Linked DNA regions of Homo sapiens: region 1 is linked to region 2. Evidence: read pairs that join two places in POLR2A ChIA-PET (ENCODE). Cell type or tissue: MCF 10A. All regions are shown on one strand. Each heading gives the region's core, and the rest is flanking DNA. Links, peaks and the distances in the headings are about the cores only. Region 1 has its middle 31 kb from the start of SLC1A3. Region 2 overlaps SLC1A3 (solute carrier family 1 member 3).

Region 1 (9,087 bases), core at 582-8,581, 72 kb before region 2:
AACTCAGTCCTATGTTTACCCTAAACTCCAGAACTCTCAGTTGTGAAGAGTAAGAGGCTGATGGGTGTCCATTCAATCTGCTTATCATGAAAATTACATGAAAGCTTCCTTCTACTTCATAAGAACCCAGGAATTAAAAATGCAAATTTAATCAGGGACTCCAGGCTCTCCACTCATCCAGAATAATCTTCCTAAAAAGTCCCTTTCACTACCCATTGCTCAGAAGCCTGCACAGTCCTCTCAAGTCCGATATAAATGCTTTATAAACAGCCTTGCTGACGTAAGCTTGCTCCTGGGGACACAAGTACTCTGTTCATTTGAGGAAGGTTTCCACATTCTCCCATGTATCTTGTTGACGTCCATACCTGTGCCTGAGCACAGACTACCCTTCTCTGCTAGGTGCACCTGCTCATCTCCATTTAGGCCTCAAGAGGAACATAAGTCCTGACTTTTTCATGCAACCCTTTCTCCCATCATTGACAAACACTTGATTTCTACCCAATTTTTCACAGGTATCTTCACATCAGGGAGCGAGGAGCCTCTGAGATCCACGTAACCCCAAGATCGTGGTGTCTGTGACTTAAAGTAAACATGTGCAGAAAACTAGTTGCCCAAAACCTTGTACAGACTCCAGCATAAGAAAGACAGGGTATTCACAACCAAACTTTCCCATGCATGTCCAATCTCCCGACCCTCCCAGAATCTTTGGGACATAAAGATTATTAAAGTCTCTAGGGCCATACAAGTGTCAGCCATCAAGCTGATTATACCATAGAGAGAGGTGGTCTGTGGGTTTCCTTCCTTCTCCCATCCTCCCTGACTTGCTTTTGAATAGTTTGCCTTGAGTTGGTAGTAAAATGTCCACCTTTCTATCTGGGTCTTTTTCCATGAGCTATTCTATCCTTTGCAGTATGTTTTACATCAACCTATATCCACCCCAGAAGCTGGTATACTTCCAAGTTTTTGCCGTTTTTTCACTGTACTTGGAACATCTTTGTCCTCCTCTCCTCCTGGGAAATGTCTCACCAGTCTTTCCAAGGTTCAGCTCAAATGTAACTTCTTTCTTCATCTTCTCTTTACTTCACTCTTACATAATATTAACTACTCCCTCTTCCCTATCTCCAAGGTATCTTATTCTTTACTCTGTTTTAGAACTCATCAATTGTGTATAGTCAATTGTTTATATATCTGCCATTCCCAGCCCCTGGAGAGGAAGAACTAACTTATTCTTTATACCCCCAGTTCCTGGCCTTGTGCCAAGCACATAGTAGATGTTCTTAATGTATGGAATTGAATGCGAAGTGCCCAGAGGATCTTGAAATGGGCCGGGTGCCACTCTTTTCCACACAGGTAGAAGAGGTCTAGCCTCGGGCAATATTCTGCTGCTTCTGCTGCTTGCTGGAGGCCCTATTGACTCTCCCATGTCAACACACAGTTTCTTCCTTCTTATCCCAGCTCTGACACCCACTTCTGGTTCTGCTTATTCTGCAGACCCATTGCAGGCCAGCTTCTCAAATGTTAGTCTTTTGACCCCTCTCTGCACAAGCCTAAGTACTTGCCTATTATACTTGAGCCTCAGTTTCCTCATCTGATAACCTACTGTTAGCACTGTTGTATAGAGAAAAATGAGATGTGTATATAAAAAGTGTTTTGTTCTGAAATGTCGAACAATAATGCAACCAAACTTAAGTTTATATTTTAAGGTAAAATATATTTCTAATCCAATAATAGTGATGATGCAAAAACAACTCACAAACTTGGCATGCAAAGGAGTTGGAACTATGTTTTTGTGTGGCCGAATAGATTAAGAAAAAAAAATTATAACAATGTTAGTATGATGGAAAAAATATAAAAAGTTACTGAATATTAACTTGAAAGTTACTGAATATTACCAGTTTTAAGAATGAGAAATGAAAACCTTTTTTTTTTTACATCCTTAAGACATCTGATTATTATCTCTCCATAGACACCTCAAATCCAATATGTTCAAAAATAAACTCATTATCTCTTATCCACTCACCCTCCCCCAAACACACTTGCTTCTATACCTACATTCCTTCTTTTGGCCAGTGCCTCTACTATCCATCAGTCCCTCAAACCTGGAGGACCTACCGCTGACTCCTCACCATCCCTATTCCACCTGCCCATCCAATTGGTCACCAAGTACCATGGAGTCTAAATGCTAAAATGCCTCTTGATTCTCTCTCCTCTTATACAAACTCATTGACCCACTTTTAGGTGCTCACAATTTCTCACCTGTTCTGATTCATTTGTGTCCAATTAGATCTTCTGTCTACAGTTCATCCTCCCAAATGCCACTAGAGAGAGCTTCCAAAGACACGAAGCTTAACAGGCCACTTTAAAGTATTCTAGGACTCCCCAAAACTCCTTAGCATGTCATTCAAATTCTTTCATGATTTCACCTCTGCTTACCTTTCTTTCAAGTTATACTTTTAAGAGTATTTTCTAATATGGAAAAGTATCTTCTAAAAGTATCTTCTAATTCAGAAAAGTATCTTCTAACATAGAAAACCTTCTTGGACCTTCCCAAGGTGAGCTTTCTCCCATACATCCTATAGCATTGTGGGCTCACTTTAATTAGAGCATATGTCTCAAACATTGTCATCTCTAATTAGGTATCTTCTCCACCAGACTGTACACTTTTTGCTTATTCAACTAAGATTTTTACAGGAAGATATTAACTGAAATTCTTCCATTGCCTCCTCTTCAAGGCAGGCAGCACATGAGTGAAGTGAGAGGAAGTGGAAGAGAACAATGATGGGAATGGAGGAGTAAAGAAGAGGTGAGTCCCAACGTGGGAGGAAGAAAAGAATAGACCTTGAGGCTTTTGTTGGTGGATGAAGAGAGAAAAACTCCATACCCAGCAAATGTTTGGCCACGTGACACCAGCAAAAACCAAGGAATTTAACCCTTGATATGAGTCATCTTAAAACAATACAGACAGCAAGACTACCCACCATGGCCTCTGAAAAAGGCATCTGACTAGACAAGCTTTTGCCTGATGGATGTGGACTAATCCCAAAGAATGAATGTTTCGTTGTGAATTATGTTTTGACCACATATCAACAGGTGACTGCACTTAAAGGACTTCAGAGGTTTTTAAAGAGGTTTTCAAATATTCTCATCACAGAACTCTCTAAGGGCAGATATACATTTCAAAAACAACATGCTGAAGAAAACACACATGCTCACACACACACACACTGGCCCAAACATAGTAAAAAGAGATCACAAAAACAATAACTCTTGGTAAATTTAACCAGTTAGATTAGTTCTTTGTTGACCTCTCTCCACACAAACATGCTACTATTGGTCTTAACATCTAACCAAGCCCAAGTTTATATAGTAAGAAATAGGATATTCTAAAATTCCATCTTCTTAGGAATCAGTCTTATACACATGAGGTAGGAATTTTATCTACTTAGTAAATGTACTTTTCTCAACCAAACTTTCTGCCCTAAAAGCACCAATATCTATAAAGAACATAATACAGACTATAATTCTAGTGTTATCATTGACTCAGTTACCTACCACTTTAGATATACCTTATAGCTGTTTTTGTGATTTGCCAACATGGGGTATAAAATAATGCTGAGTCTTTTTAAAATATTTACATTAAATAACTCTGAGCTCTACTCTTCTATTGTGAAAATGTATTGCCTCCCTCTTTGGGGTATCTCACCTCCCATACTAAAAGAAAGAATGCAAAGAGGCTTGCTTTGCTGAAGGCAGCAGTCCTGGTTATTACCCCATGATGGAAGAAAACTGGGAAATATGAGGAGTTCATTCACTGAAGAATGCCAGGCTCTAGTGCAGTTGCTGCTGGTAAAGTGCTTGTGGAAAGCAGGTAGTTTGATAGTGAGATTCAATCTTTGGTCACTGCTGCAAGAACAGTGGTGATTTATCATACTTGTGCTGGCCACCCGTCACTAAAGAAAGGGACCTGGGCACCAATTCACATCAATGCTACTGGTTTGGCAGGAGTTTCTTAAGGTGAATTAAAAAAAAAAAAAAAGACATGTAAAAGTCAACAACAGTCACTACACAACAAAGGCACATTTTCTAGTTACCTGGCTCATTCTGAACAATCACACACAGATGTTTTCCAGATGTATGTCCACAGTGCCAGGAAGGGTCCATCAGGAGGAACCTTACAGCCTCGGCCACATCCTGAGCTCCCAGCCAGCTCTTTCCTTGATGATCTGGCCTTGGTTCCTTTCTCTCATAGTGAATGTACACATCTACCAGTTGACCCTCAATCTGAGCCACCTCAATTCATCAGATATAATCTCTTCATGTTAATCTGCAAAACAGAGGGTATTGGTGTCTCCATTCTATTTCTTCTAGAAAGCTCTTTGGTTTTGTGCAAATTGTTCACTCTTACAACCCAGACCCAAATCCTAGCCAAGGAGAATGTCTCAGTCAGAGTCCTGACAGTAAAGAGATGGCACATGTATATACTGAAGATAGTTAATAAAAGCACAATTTAAAGATGTGGCAGGGGGTGGGGAGGGAAATGCAATACCATACTAGTAACAAAGGAGGGCCATCACCCTCTATGGGACTGAAGGGCAAGGGGACAAAGTAGATCAGTACCTAAAGAGGGTAGGCATAAGGAGAGGGCTACCTGACAGGAGCTGTGACTTATAGTAGAGGAGCAGGGACACAACTCACCCTCCATGACCTGTTAAGAAAAGCTGTAGGAATAAACATTCCAACCTCACTCTTCTGCCTTTCTATCTCCTGCTGATTATTTCTGTTGGCCAAATGCAACAGGATGCCAGAAGGCAGGGGATCACGGTCAGTGCATGTCAGCGTCTTGAGTACAGAGCAGGGTAGAAAAAAATGAAGAATACAACTGGATGGGGAAGGGTGAGACTTAGCATAGAAAGCCAGAGGGGAAATGCCCCATATATTAACACTATTCACAGTGCGTTTCACAAACTGGTGCCAGTCTGTGAGGTATTTGCGGCTGAATTGCCATGAGCTAAATACAGAAATACAGAATGTACATTTAGAAACCTTAATAGCAACTTAGCACAGTCAGCATTCAAGTATGTGATTGTTTCATTAAACAGGAAGTAGAACAGTTCAGTAGCTATTGTTTCCTTGAGGAATATTGTTCATGGCATGAGCTATATTCTAGTGGTGTACAAATAGGCTCATGATAACACATGAGATATTTTAAGGCAAGTTTGTCAACTATAACTCAAATATTTATAAAAATATTTTAAATTGTGAGAATTTATTTATTTTTACAACTTACTATTCTATCACTTCAGTTATTAACCAAGCCTATTTTTATTTAGATATAAATTACACATTTTTTCTTATTAGAAAAATTAAGGACTAATATTTGTATTGACACTTCCATGTCTGGTATTGGCAAAGTAGCTTGTATTGACTAACTTTTCTGTAGATCGTGCTGAAAATTTTTTTTTTTTAAATCATCATCTGAAGGTTCTGGAGAGCAATAAAAGAAGCAGAAACTGGAGGAGAGTCAGTGTTTCAAATCAGGGAACTGCACTGGATAAAATTTGTAGGTCGGGCACGATGGCTTACGCCTGTAATCCCAGAACTTTGGGAGGCTGAGGCGGATGGATCATGAGGTCAGGAGTTCAAGACCAGCCTGGCCAACGTGGCAAAACCCCGTCTCTACAAAAAATACAAAAATTAGCCAGATGTGGTGGCACATGTCTGTAATCTCAGCTACTCAGGAGGCTGAGGCAGGAGAATTGCTTGAAGCTGGGAGGCAGAGGTTGCAGTAAGCTGAGATCATACCATTGCACTCCAGCCTGGGCAACATAGCAAGATTCTGTCTCAAAAAAAAAAATCATGTTTATATAGCTTTTTGTCTGAGAGTTTGCCCCAGTTGACACAAGTCTAAGATAACTAAAACTCAAGCAGAAAGTGCCAGTTTGAGGAATCAGATATGGAATTTGAAGAAAATGTCAATAAATTTAATAATGGACCCATTGAAATTATCCAATATAAAAAGAAAGAGGAAAACATTGAAATAAGATGTACAAAACTTTAGGAACCTGTAAGACAATGTCAAGGAGTGAATGCATAGCTCACTGCAGCCTTGAACTCCTGGGGTCAGGCGATCCTTCTGCCTCAACCTCTTGAGCAGCTGGGGCTACAGGCACACACCACCATGCCCAGCTGATTTTTTTAAAAATTTTTTGTAGAGACATCCACACATGTCCAAACACACATAGCACTGAGAAAGCCTTAAGCAATGACACACATGTAACAATAAGCATATCTAGTATCCGTTTGTGGTTTATAAACACCATTGTTAGCCAAAAGCCAGGTTTCCATGGAGAGAAGGAATACAAGATGATCCTGTGGTATCTCATGCTGAAAAGCAAGAAAGTGCTTAAAGAATAAGAAAGCATATCAAAAGGACAAAAAGGCAACTTGAAGGAGCTCCCTCTGGCCAAATCTAGGACAACTGATAAAATCAACTAATGTTAACTATAGTGGGTAAAAATTTGATTCACATGATCTTTGAGTAATTTTCACTAAAATATCTCCACCTTATAAGGGAGAGTTCTGGTGGACACCATCTTATCCATATGATCTAAGTCAATATCACTAATATTGAGACAAATCAACATGGTATGCCTCCAGATATGATATACTGAGAAGGATATATCGCTTTATTCCTGCCAAAAATACATAGCCCGAAACTAATCATACCCAAATTGAGGGACATTCTACAAAACAAACAGCCTTGTTCTCTTAAAAAAAAAATGTCAAGGTTAAATAAGACAAGGAAAAGTTAAGGAACTGTTTCAGATTAAAGGAAGCCCAAGAGACCTGACAACTATTGCTACATGTGATACTGGATTGGATCATGAACCAGAAAAAAAAATAGCTATAAGGGACATTATTAGGACAAGAAATGAAATTTACATAGGGACTATGGATTAGAAAACAGTGTTATAGGAACTTAACAATGTTAAGTTTCCTGAATTTAATATCCTTATTTTCAGAAAATCCACACCAAATGATTTAGCAGAAAGGGGGAATGATGTCTTGAACCTACATTCAGATGGTTCAGAAAAATAATATTTTAAATAAATACACACATGGATATGAGACAGAAAGAGACAGAGGCAGACAGACAGGGAATGGGGGATGAGTGGAGACAGAGACAGAGAGGAGAATACTAAAGCACATGGAAGCAAAATGGGAGCTGGTAAGGGCATACTGGAGCTCCTTGTAAAACTCTTGCAACTTTTCTTCTTCTTCTTTTTTTTTTTTTTTTCTTTTGAGACAGAGTCTCACTCTGTCGCCCAGGCTGGAGTGCAGTGGCATGATCCCAGCTCACTGCAACCTCCGCCTCCTGGGTTCAAGTGATTCTCTTGCCTCAGCCTCCTGAATAGCTGGGATTACAGGTGCCCGCCACCAAGCCCGGCTAATTTTTGTATTTCTAATAGAGACGAGGTTTCACTGTGTTGGTCAGGCTGGTCTCGAACTCCTGACCTCATGATCCACCTGCCTCGGCCTCCCAAAATGCTGGGATTACAGGCATGAGCCACCGCACTCGGTTTCTTGCAAATTTTCTATGAATTTGAAATTGCATCAAAATAAAAACTTAAAACATATAATTAAAATTATATAGTATTTATAAAAATATTCAGTGATCAACAAATTGGTGTTATTTTCTTGGAGAATTTGTGAATTATTCTTATTAAAAATAATTTTTTAAGCTGAAATTTTCTTTAGAAGTTAAAATAATGCATCTGAGTTCGTTAGCATATTTTTTAAAAAAATTATATTAATAGCTGAACATTAAAAAGAATAAAAGTAAAATAATTATTCTTGGTATATATTCATATACTTAATCAGTTTTGTAATTCTGTCTATAATACTATGTCACTTGTGTTCTTCCCTTGCTTCTATGTATTTGAAAGCTTTGTTTTTAATAATTACAATTTGCTATACACTTCAAAATAAAAGTTTTTAGTTGTTTCTGTCACTGAATAATTTCATTAAATATTTTCAACATAATTTTTAATATGAAATTATTATTTTTAATTTTCTCATAAAATAGCCTGCAACATTCTTTATAGGTGAATATTTTATTAATAAATTTGAAATCCATGACAGCTTCAATTGACTCTTCTCTTTTGGCCATAATATTTTTATGTGAAAAACTACTTGTCTTCACAGATGCTGGCCACTGCACAGGCAGCTCTGATCAAAGTCTACTAAATAGAGGCTATTCTCAAATTTCGACTTTTTTTTTTTTTTTTGAGACGGAGTTTCGCTCTTGTTGCCCAGGCTGGAATGCAATGGCACCATCTCGGCTCATCGCAACCTCCACCTCCCAGGTTCAAGCGATTCTCCTGCCTCAGCCTCCCGAGTAGCTGGGATTACAGGCATGTGCCACCACGACCAGCTAATTTTGTATTTTTAGTAGAGGTGAGGTTTCTCCATGTTGGTCAGGCTGGTCTCAAACTCCTGACCTCAGGTGATCCACCCGCCTCAGCTTCCCAAAGTGCTGGGATTACAGGCATGAGCCACCGCACCCAGCCAAATCTTGACTTTTTAAATTGAGATCTTAAATATTTTAGCCCAAATATTTTTACAGGTACTGTTTTTTTCCTTTAGACTACTTTTTGCAACAAATATTTTTACAAGATGAAATTTATTTTAAAGTGTCCCTTTTTATGATTCTTCTAAATATGTAATCAAATTTAGATTCTGCAAAATAATAGGTCTTCTCAATTTCCATCCATTCTAGACTGTAACATAAACTTATAAAATTAAAACGAAAATCTTCATCAAAAGATTTTTCCCATATGTTAACCTATTTCACCACTTGAGCTCTCATCGATTATTTTTTTTGCTTCTTCTCTTGCTTCTATGTATTTGAAAGCTTTGTTTTTAATAACTACAATTTGCTATGCACTTAAAAATAAGTTTTTAGTTGTTTCTGTCACTGAATAATTTCATTAAATATTTTCAACTGATTTTGAACAAGATGCAACCAAAATGAAGAGAACTTTCTTCATCATTATGGTTGATGTTTAGGTTGATTTCCCAAGTAAT
Region 2 (8,000 bases), core at 1-8,000:
TATATCAGTACTTCGTTCCTTTTTATAGCTGAATAATAATATGATACATACATATTGCATATACATGGACATGTGATATGTCCATATAATGGAATACTACCCATTCATATAATGAACATATCACATGTCCATATTCCATATATGACATGTCCATATAATGGAATATTATCCATTCATTAGTTAGATATTTGGGTTTTTCCTATTTTTTGGTTTGGTTTGGTTTTTGCTATTATAAATAAGGCTGCTTTGAACATTCATGGACATACATTTTCATTTCTCTTGTGTATTTACTTAGGAATAGAATTGCTGGGTCATATGATAACTCTTCTTAGCCTTTTGAAGAATTACCATGCCATTTTCCAAAGTGGCTGCACTATTTTACATCCCCAGCAGCAGTGTATGAGTGTTCTAATTTCTCCACTTTCTTACCAACACTTCTTATTATCTGTCTTTTAGTTATTATTCATCTTTTTATCAGGGTGGGTATTAAATGCTGTCTCACTGTGGTTTGATTTGCACTTCTCTGAAGGCTAATAATGTCAAGTATATTTTTATGTGCCTATTAGTCATTCATACATCTTCTTTAGAGAAATGTCTATTCAGATCCTTTGCCCATTTTTTAATGGGGGTGGCTTTTTGTTATTGAATTGTAATCGTTCTTTATATATTAAACTTACACCTTGTAAAAACGCTGGGCACTAGACTATACAGGGATTACTGTACCACTTGTCATAAATCATAGCTATGGTCCTCCTTGAGAAGAATTCCTTACTGTAGTTAACACCTGCTCTAAATAAGCACTCTGAAGTGCTTCTTACAAAGGGTAACGTGGGCCAGGCACGGTGGCTCACACCTGTAATCCCACCACTTTGGGTGGCCGAGGCGGGTGGATCATGAGGTCAAGAGTTCGAGACCAGCCTGGCCAACATGGTAAAACCAAGTCTCTACTAAAGATACCAAAAAATAGCCAGGCGTGGTGGCATGAGCCTGTAATCCCAGCTACTCGAGAGGCTGAGGCAGGAGAATTGCTTGAACCTGGGAGGTGGAGGTTGCAGTGAGCCAAGATTGGGCCATTGCATTCTGTTAAGCCATTGCACTCCAGCCTGGGCAACAGGGCAAGACTCCGTCTCAAAAAATAAATAAATAAATAAATAAATAAATAAATAAATAAATAAATTGCAATGTGAATAATGAAACATCAGTGAAAATAAGTAGTTTTATATTATTATGTACTTTTGAAGTAAAACGTCTCCCCCCACCCCCCATAGCAAAGAGATATAATAGCCAAAACCAAAAAGGAAATACAGTGGGATGTCGTTAGTAATACCTTTTGTTTGTCTTAGGTGTGAGAGGATTCTTGCTCTTATCCGTGTGATACATGTTTTGGCTAAAGCTTTGAAGTCATAAGATATGTAGTCTAGGTATTGTAATTGTGCATTTCATATTTCAAAAATTGTAAAATTCAAATGTTAAGTCTTTGGCTACACTAAAATAATTGTTGAAATCCCTTAAAATGTAGATGGTAAACTCATCAGTTATAACTTTTTGTTGCACTAAAATATGAGTTTATTTCTTTAGTTGTAGTGAATAAAAATAAAGTTAATTACAAAAGTAAAGCAGGTAACACAACTATTTGAATATGCTTAACACTATTGAACTGTACCTCTAAAAATAGTTAAGATGGCACATTTTATTATGTGTTTTATACCATAATTAAAATTTTCAAAAATAAGGCAGATATAAATATTTTAATGTCAATTCTTTTGAGTGGACTATTCTAAATGATTATTTGCTTATCAGTCTAACTTAAGCACAGTTAATCACTTTTACACTGCTTTGAGTTAGATAGCTGCTCCCTATCCTAAATTTTACTTTCTAAGATGAGTAATACAGATACTCAAGTTAACCAGGATGTTAGTCTGTGGGTCAGTGATCAGGTATCTCCAAGTCAAGACATTCCTCAGCCGCCCCTGTGGTTGTCCTGTGAGGTGGTTGGTGGTGAGGGTGGGCCTGGGGGGAGACAACTGCAACAGGAGGACCTCTGGATTACATACCCAAGTTCCCTCTCAGGAATGTGGATGCTAAAAGTGAAGTGCTGATAACAAATCTCACTGGTATGAAGTAGATTTTACAAGCTGCTTCAGTCTCAGGCTATATCTCAATTTATGGGGCGGCGTCATTGCTGAAAGTTCTGTGTAGGTCTTTTACCATAGTATTGAATTTTACATTCATTATAATGCTTTTTATTATGAGCTCTAATTCCAAGTTAGTTATTTTTAATTCAGAAAGAAAGTAAATATTTGCTTTCTGGAGGTAACTGCACTTGAGTATCTGCAAGGAGAGCCCCTCAAGTTCTGTTTTTGGGGATCCTCCCCTTTTGAAAACACTAATCGGACCTCAAAACCAGATTTTATCTTTGAGGACTGACTTCCGCTGCCTTTTTTTTTTTTTTTTTTTTTTTTTTTTTGATAGAGTCTCACTCTCACCCAGGCCAGAGTGCAGTGGCGTGTTCTCGGCTCACTGTAACCTCCGCCTCCCAGGTTCAAGCAATTCTCTTCCCCAGCTGCCCAAGTAGCTGGAATTACAGGTGCCTACCACCACGCCCAGTTAATTTTTACATTTTTAGTATAGACAGGTTTCACCATCTTGGCCAGGCTGGTCTTGAACTCCTGACCTTGTGATCTACCCCCACCTCGGCCTCCCAAAGTGCTGGGATTACAGATGTGAGCCACCGCGCCCGGCCCTCCATTGCCTTTTGACCATCAACAAAAAAGGCCAAAGTGAAGCTTGCTGGAAAGGCTTTGTAAGCCAACCATTCTCAGTAATTTTGGGGTTGTTTCATTCGTCTTTATTTGGACGAGGTTAAAATCAGTTGCACATTTGTACTGAGCATTTTGGAGTCCTGTTATTTGAATTATCCATTATTTCCTATATAATTGGAGAGTTAGGGTTAATGTTTTCTTCTATCTCATGTCTTGAATTCCCAGCAGAGGCTACACAAAATTTACTTCTACTTCATATACCAGTTTATCATGGTACAGATTATTGCTCATTTTTATTCTTGAATAGAGCTACAGGCCAAGCAACTTCTTGCATTGATATTGATGTCTTCTTTCACATATGTAAGTAATATATGTAGTGATTACAAGACATTCCTTTTGTTCATTAAAGAAAACCCCCAGGAGACTCTTTGGAGTAAGCTATGGGTAACCCACTGAATACTCTTTAAAGAAGCAAACCTATATCATTAAGGGAAAGCTAAAGATACGTAAGTTTTTTGAAGTTGACATCAAGGAGGGCAGCATTGCTTGGCTGGTGCAACTGCCAAAGACAGGACAGATTATTGGTCTGACGAAGGACAATCTGGAATTGTAAAGAACGCTGATAGAATATTGCATGGACAAGTTTAGATAACAAGGGCTGGTATTTTTCACTAACACTTGGTTTCCTCTGTGTGTTTTGCTTTTTCAGATTTATCTTTTCTGTGTTGAAATCCACACAAGGGACATAAAATAACCCTCAAAAAAATATAAACACAATATCCAAACCTTTTGGAAATTTAAATGTTAAGTATTATTCAGTAATGTCTGCCCACTGTAGTTGGACAAAACCACATTCAGGTCTATGTGTCAGCTTTGTCCCTCAGCCCTGTGATTTGCTTTTGGTGGCTCAGGGCCAGCTCTCCAAGGGCAAGCTCCATGAAGGCAGACAGTGCGTCTCCATTTTGATGAAGGCTTGCAGTCAAGGTCCTCAGTGTGTGTTAGAGAGGCATAGAGCTCTGCAAGGGTAAGTTCATGTCTATAACAATAATTGACCTCCCTAGTGGAAAGACAGGATTTTCCCAAGGAAAATAGTTTGCGGTGTCATATTTGTGGTCTCTCTAGAGAGACAATTCCGTAAGTGGTTCCTAAGCCTTGGAAAATTCTCTTTTACAATAGTACCCACAAATAATGTTCAAAGAGCTATTTTTGAGGAAAGGATTCCTCACATTTTTGCAGGTGTAAGTCATTCCTGCCTCAGTGGAGTACAAAGAGTGATGTGAGGGAAGCAGAGCTGCTGGCAGGAATTTTAAAAGTATACTATATTTGTCCCACATTAACTGTGCTTCTGGGGTATAAAGGTCAGGGATAGAACTGGTCCTGTGGGATGTTTCTCATCGAAACCACCTCTATTCCAAAGCCTTGGTGTCACTAGCCAAGATGTATCTATTCTAATAAAATATAGGTCTCATATGACACCACATTACAAAATACAAATTTTCATTTGTTTTTGTTTATCTAGTCTATTGGAAATGTGTGGTTCTTTTGTAGTTTCAGTTAAGAGTCTAATTTGGTCATTTGCCTCTTAAAATACTCTTCAAGTCCTGTGAGTACTCAACAAACACTCACTGTTGACCAATTTCTATTTCCAGCCACATACTGTTCATAATGAAACCTACTTAGAGGATTTGAATGAAATAATTTAATTATTTTCAATGTACAAGAGGCAAAATTATCTGCCATGAATTTCTCTGGAGTAAAGCATCCTCAGTCCATCCAAGTAAATGTTTCCATTTTTGATGTTCAATCAAGAAACATTCAAATTCAACTGTATTTTTTGTTAAGAAGAATATTTCCTTTGGCATTCAAAATGATCCCAAACATTGCTTGGAAGAGAGAAGTGGGGAGAGAGACCACATGTATTAAAGCACATTTAACCAATTTTACTTTGGCACATTTTGTTTTGCCATTCCACCTATCAGTCTTCTCACAACCGAAGAGCACTTATAAACATTAAGATAGAATTTTAATCTTTCATGGAAGGAGCTTTTTGTCAGCATTGGAAAAAGGGAGATTTGGGTCAAATTTTGACTGAAGGGCCATTTCCTTAGCAAACATCCAGACTCCAGGGATCCATTTTGTTTTATTTTTGCCATTGAAAACTGTTTTTGAGAAAAGGCAAAAGTCAAAATTATTAGGCTTTAAAAGACAGCAGTTTCTTTTATCACAATTTGCCACACTAACTTCGTGGCTTCTTGTTTGTTTGTTTGTTTATTGTTTTTAATTTATTCCAATATTTATTGGGAGGAGACTAAAATCAGCTGTAAGTGTATGGTGAACATTTTGGAGTTAGGGTTAATGTGTAAGCCATTCTGCATTTCTTTCATCACTGAGATTTTTATTTAATTAACGCATTAATTATCATGAAGCTTACTATTTGGTGTCTGCTTATCTCTTTTTTTGAGGACCAAGCATATAAATATGCGAGGAATAGTGTTTTATTATTCTAAATACCTTGCCATTATTAAGAGTTTTTTTATGATTATACTGTCTCAATGTTGAAAGAAAAATTTTTAAAGATTTGCATTTCAATTTTTTTACCTATAGGCAAGACTGTACCACTCTGGGCAACAAACTTAAGTTTCAGAAATTTAACTTAGGAACTTTTCAAGGAAATTTGAGATTTGTGTCAAGAAACCTTTTTATTAACGATTAATGTAAAATTTGGAATACGGTTCTTAAGTTAATGTGAACCTGCAAAATCTACCATTTTTGCCTCCATAATAAGTCAGACCTTGTACAACTTAAAAATGCATTCTGTCCCACGTTTCATGCTGTCCCTTCCTCAGAATAGTCTGGGAGTTCAGCTTTTATAACCTTTGGTTGCCCTTGGAAGGTATTTATGGCTTGGATGGGCTTTGTTCATAATCACTGTGTTCTTGTAGGATAACCCCCCTGGCCTTCTTGTGACACTGAGCTACTGATAACAACTTCTCACGTGTACAGATAATCCAAATCCACATTCAAAAAGTGCAGCGTCATCAAGACAGACTTGAAAAGGCTTTTTTAGGCATCAACAGGTCATTAAAGATAGCACATCTCACCATTTTTCCCTTCAACTACATACATTGTGAAGACTTAATGGGGGAAGGTGTAAGATTTTGATCTCTCATGATCCTGTGTTAATGGCCTGTGGTTCAAGGGTTACTAAGATTGCAATAGAAGAAAAAAAATATAAAAGCAAAAAAATTTCCCAAGAAACTACCACAAATACATACTTTTATACTGCACATAATGAACATTCCCGACTGTACAGTGCTATAATTATAGTCCTTATGTATGTTTAATTGTAAAAGTCACACATCTACCCTACTTGAATGAATGTATCTGATTGACTCATTGGTAAAAGATTATTTATCTTGACGAGGCCTGGTGGCTCATGCCTGTAATCCCAGTACTTTGGGAGGCCAAGGTGGGTGGATCACCTGAGATTGGGAGTTCGAGACCAGCTGGACCAACATGGAGAAACCCCATCTCTACTAAAAAAAAAATACAAAATTAGCCAGGTTTGGTGGCCCATGCTTGTAATCCCAGCTACTCCAGAGGCTGAGGCAGGAGAATCACTTGAACCTGGGAGGTGGAGGTTGCAGTGAACTGAGATTGTGCCATTGCACTCCAGCCTGGGCAACAAAAGCAAAACTCCATCTCAAAAAAAAAAAAAAAAAAAGATTCTCTATCTCTATTCCGTATCTCTATCCACACACACAAAAAGGGACAATTGGCATAAATTCCTATTTTTAGGCTTCCCAAAGAAAAACACAATCCTATGTTCTGTTGGCTGACAAGACTAAGATTAAAAAGTGACATAAAGCGTAGGACTGCAGCCTTTCTATAGTTTATTATTTGTCTCCTGAAAAGGAAGATATTTGTATTTCTTTTAGGAACTTCACTCCAACAGATTTATTCTAAAACAATTCCTGACTGTGTTGAAATAATGAGGTACAGTTCACTTTGAGAAAATACCCTAAAGAAAAGTCCTGATCAATGATTCTCAAAATTTTTCCGGTCTCAATATACTTATGGGATAAAAAGTCATTCTTCTCAGTAATTAATAGTAGCTAATATAACCCTTTGCTTTTGTGTTTATTGTTGGTGTAGAGAGAGCAGAAGGAGCTATGTTAATTTGTATGGCTTTTAAAAACTAAAGATTATTCTGATATCCCAATATTCATTTCCCCCAGTCCTCAACCCTTGAGTGAGATGGGCCTTCCCCATTGAAAATCACTGTGTGAGTTTTCCAAAAACAATTAATTATAATACGTTCCATCATGGATTACTTTAGTGCACTTAAAATTTGACTCAAAATTTTACAAGCATTGATTTTACTTTCAGAAATACGTTTGTGGGCAGATGTGAAATTTTCCTATGGGAATATCAGTCTACCTTACTGTTTTGGGGACATCCAAGTCTTAGTGTAGAGGCGGGTGGGGAAACTAGATTAAATGTTGAGTGAACTTGTCTACTGTTTCTACCTTGACCTCTAACTCTCAGGTGAGGGTGGAAGTCCTCTCTCCTGAATACAGGATAGGGATTGTCTATAGTCTGAGGGAAAGGCTGCTTTCCACTGGGGTCATTTATCCATCTGTAAAAGAGGATTTTTCTCCCCTTAAATATAATCATAATACCCATTATCACTTGTTAAAACATAAATAATAATCCTTTAATAATGCCATTAGTCAGTTTTCAAAAATCCCCATTTCTTTTCTTTCTCTTTTCACAGTTTGTTTGAATCAAGCCATATTCATACATTGAATTTGTTTGACAGAGTCTCTGAATCTGTTAAGTTTGAAGGCTAGCTCTCACATTCTCTATCACCAGCTTTATCTCTGTCTTCCTTTCCCACCCTTCTTATTTGTAATTTGTTTGTTAAAGAGATCAGGTTGTCAGGTAAAATTAGTCTTCCACAATCTGGATTTTGATGATTATGTCACCATGGTATTGTTTAACATCTTTCTCTTTCCCCCAAACCATTGGTTTTCAGTCATGAGAGATAGATATAAGCATTAAAACTCTATAGCTGAAATGGCCTTGAAGATCCTTTGTAACCCATAGCTTTTAAAAGCTGGTACAAGTCAATTGGCCAAAGGATATTGAGTTAGGCAGGGCCAGCCTTTGGCAATGCAATTGCTGCTTCCTCAGACTCAACAAAAATTATTTGTTTTCTTTGAAAATGGGAAAAAG

Evidence for each region. ChIA-PET counts read pairs that join two places held together with the same protein. Peaks named below come from ENCODE experiments on the same cell type or tissue, not always from the same donor. Only the 100,000 strongest peaks of a DNase experiment are listed, where the experiment ranks them.
Region 1: POLR2A ChIA-PET joins it to region 2 with 5 read pairs; 2 of 35 experiments call an interaction of 5 or more read pairs at or near these places.

The regions. Positions count from the first base shown.
Region 1 is chr5:36,570,615-36,579,701 of GRCh38, forward strand. No RefSeq gene overlaps it. Among named protein-coding and RNA genes, the nearest start is that of SLC1A3, 31 kb to the right of the region's middle. In MCF 10A, for the core only: no CTCF peak of the experiment used is centred there; DNase peaks (open chromatin) are centred at 3,017 and 5,007.
Region 2 is chr5:36,642,882-36,650,881 of GRCh38, forward strand. The region is part of intron 3 of SLC1A3 (solute carrier family 1 member 3); the gene reads left to right. Among named protein-coding and RNA genes, the nearest start is that of SLC1A3, 40 kb to the left of the region's middle. RefSeq lists an enhancer at 3,165-4,364. In MCF 10A, for the core only: no CTCF peak of the experiment used is centred there; no DNase peak of the experiment used is centred there.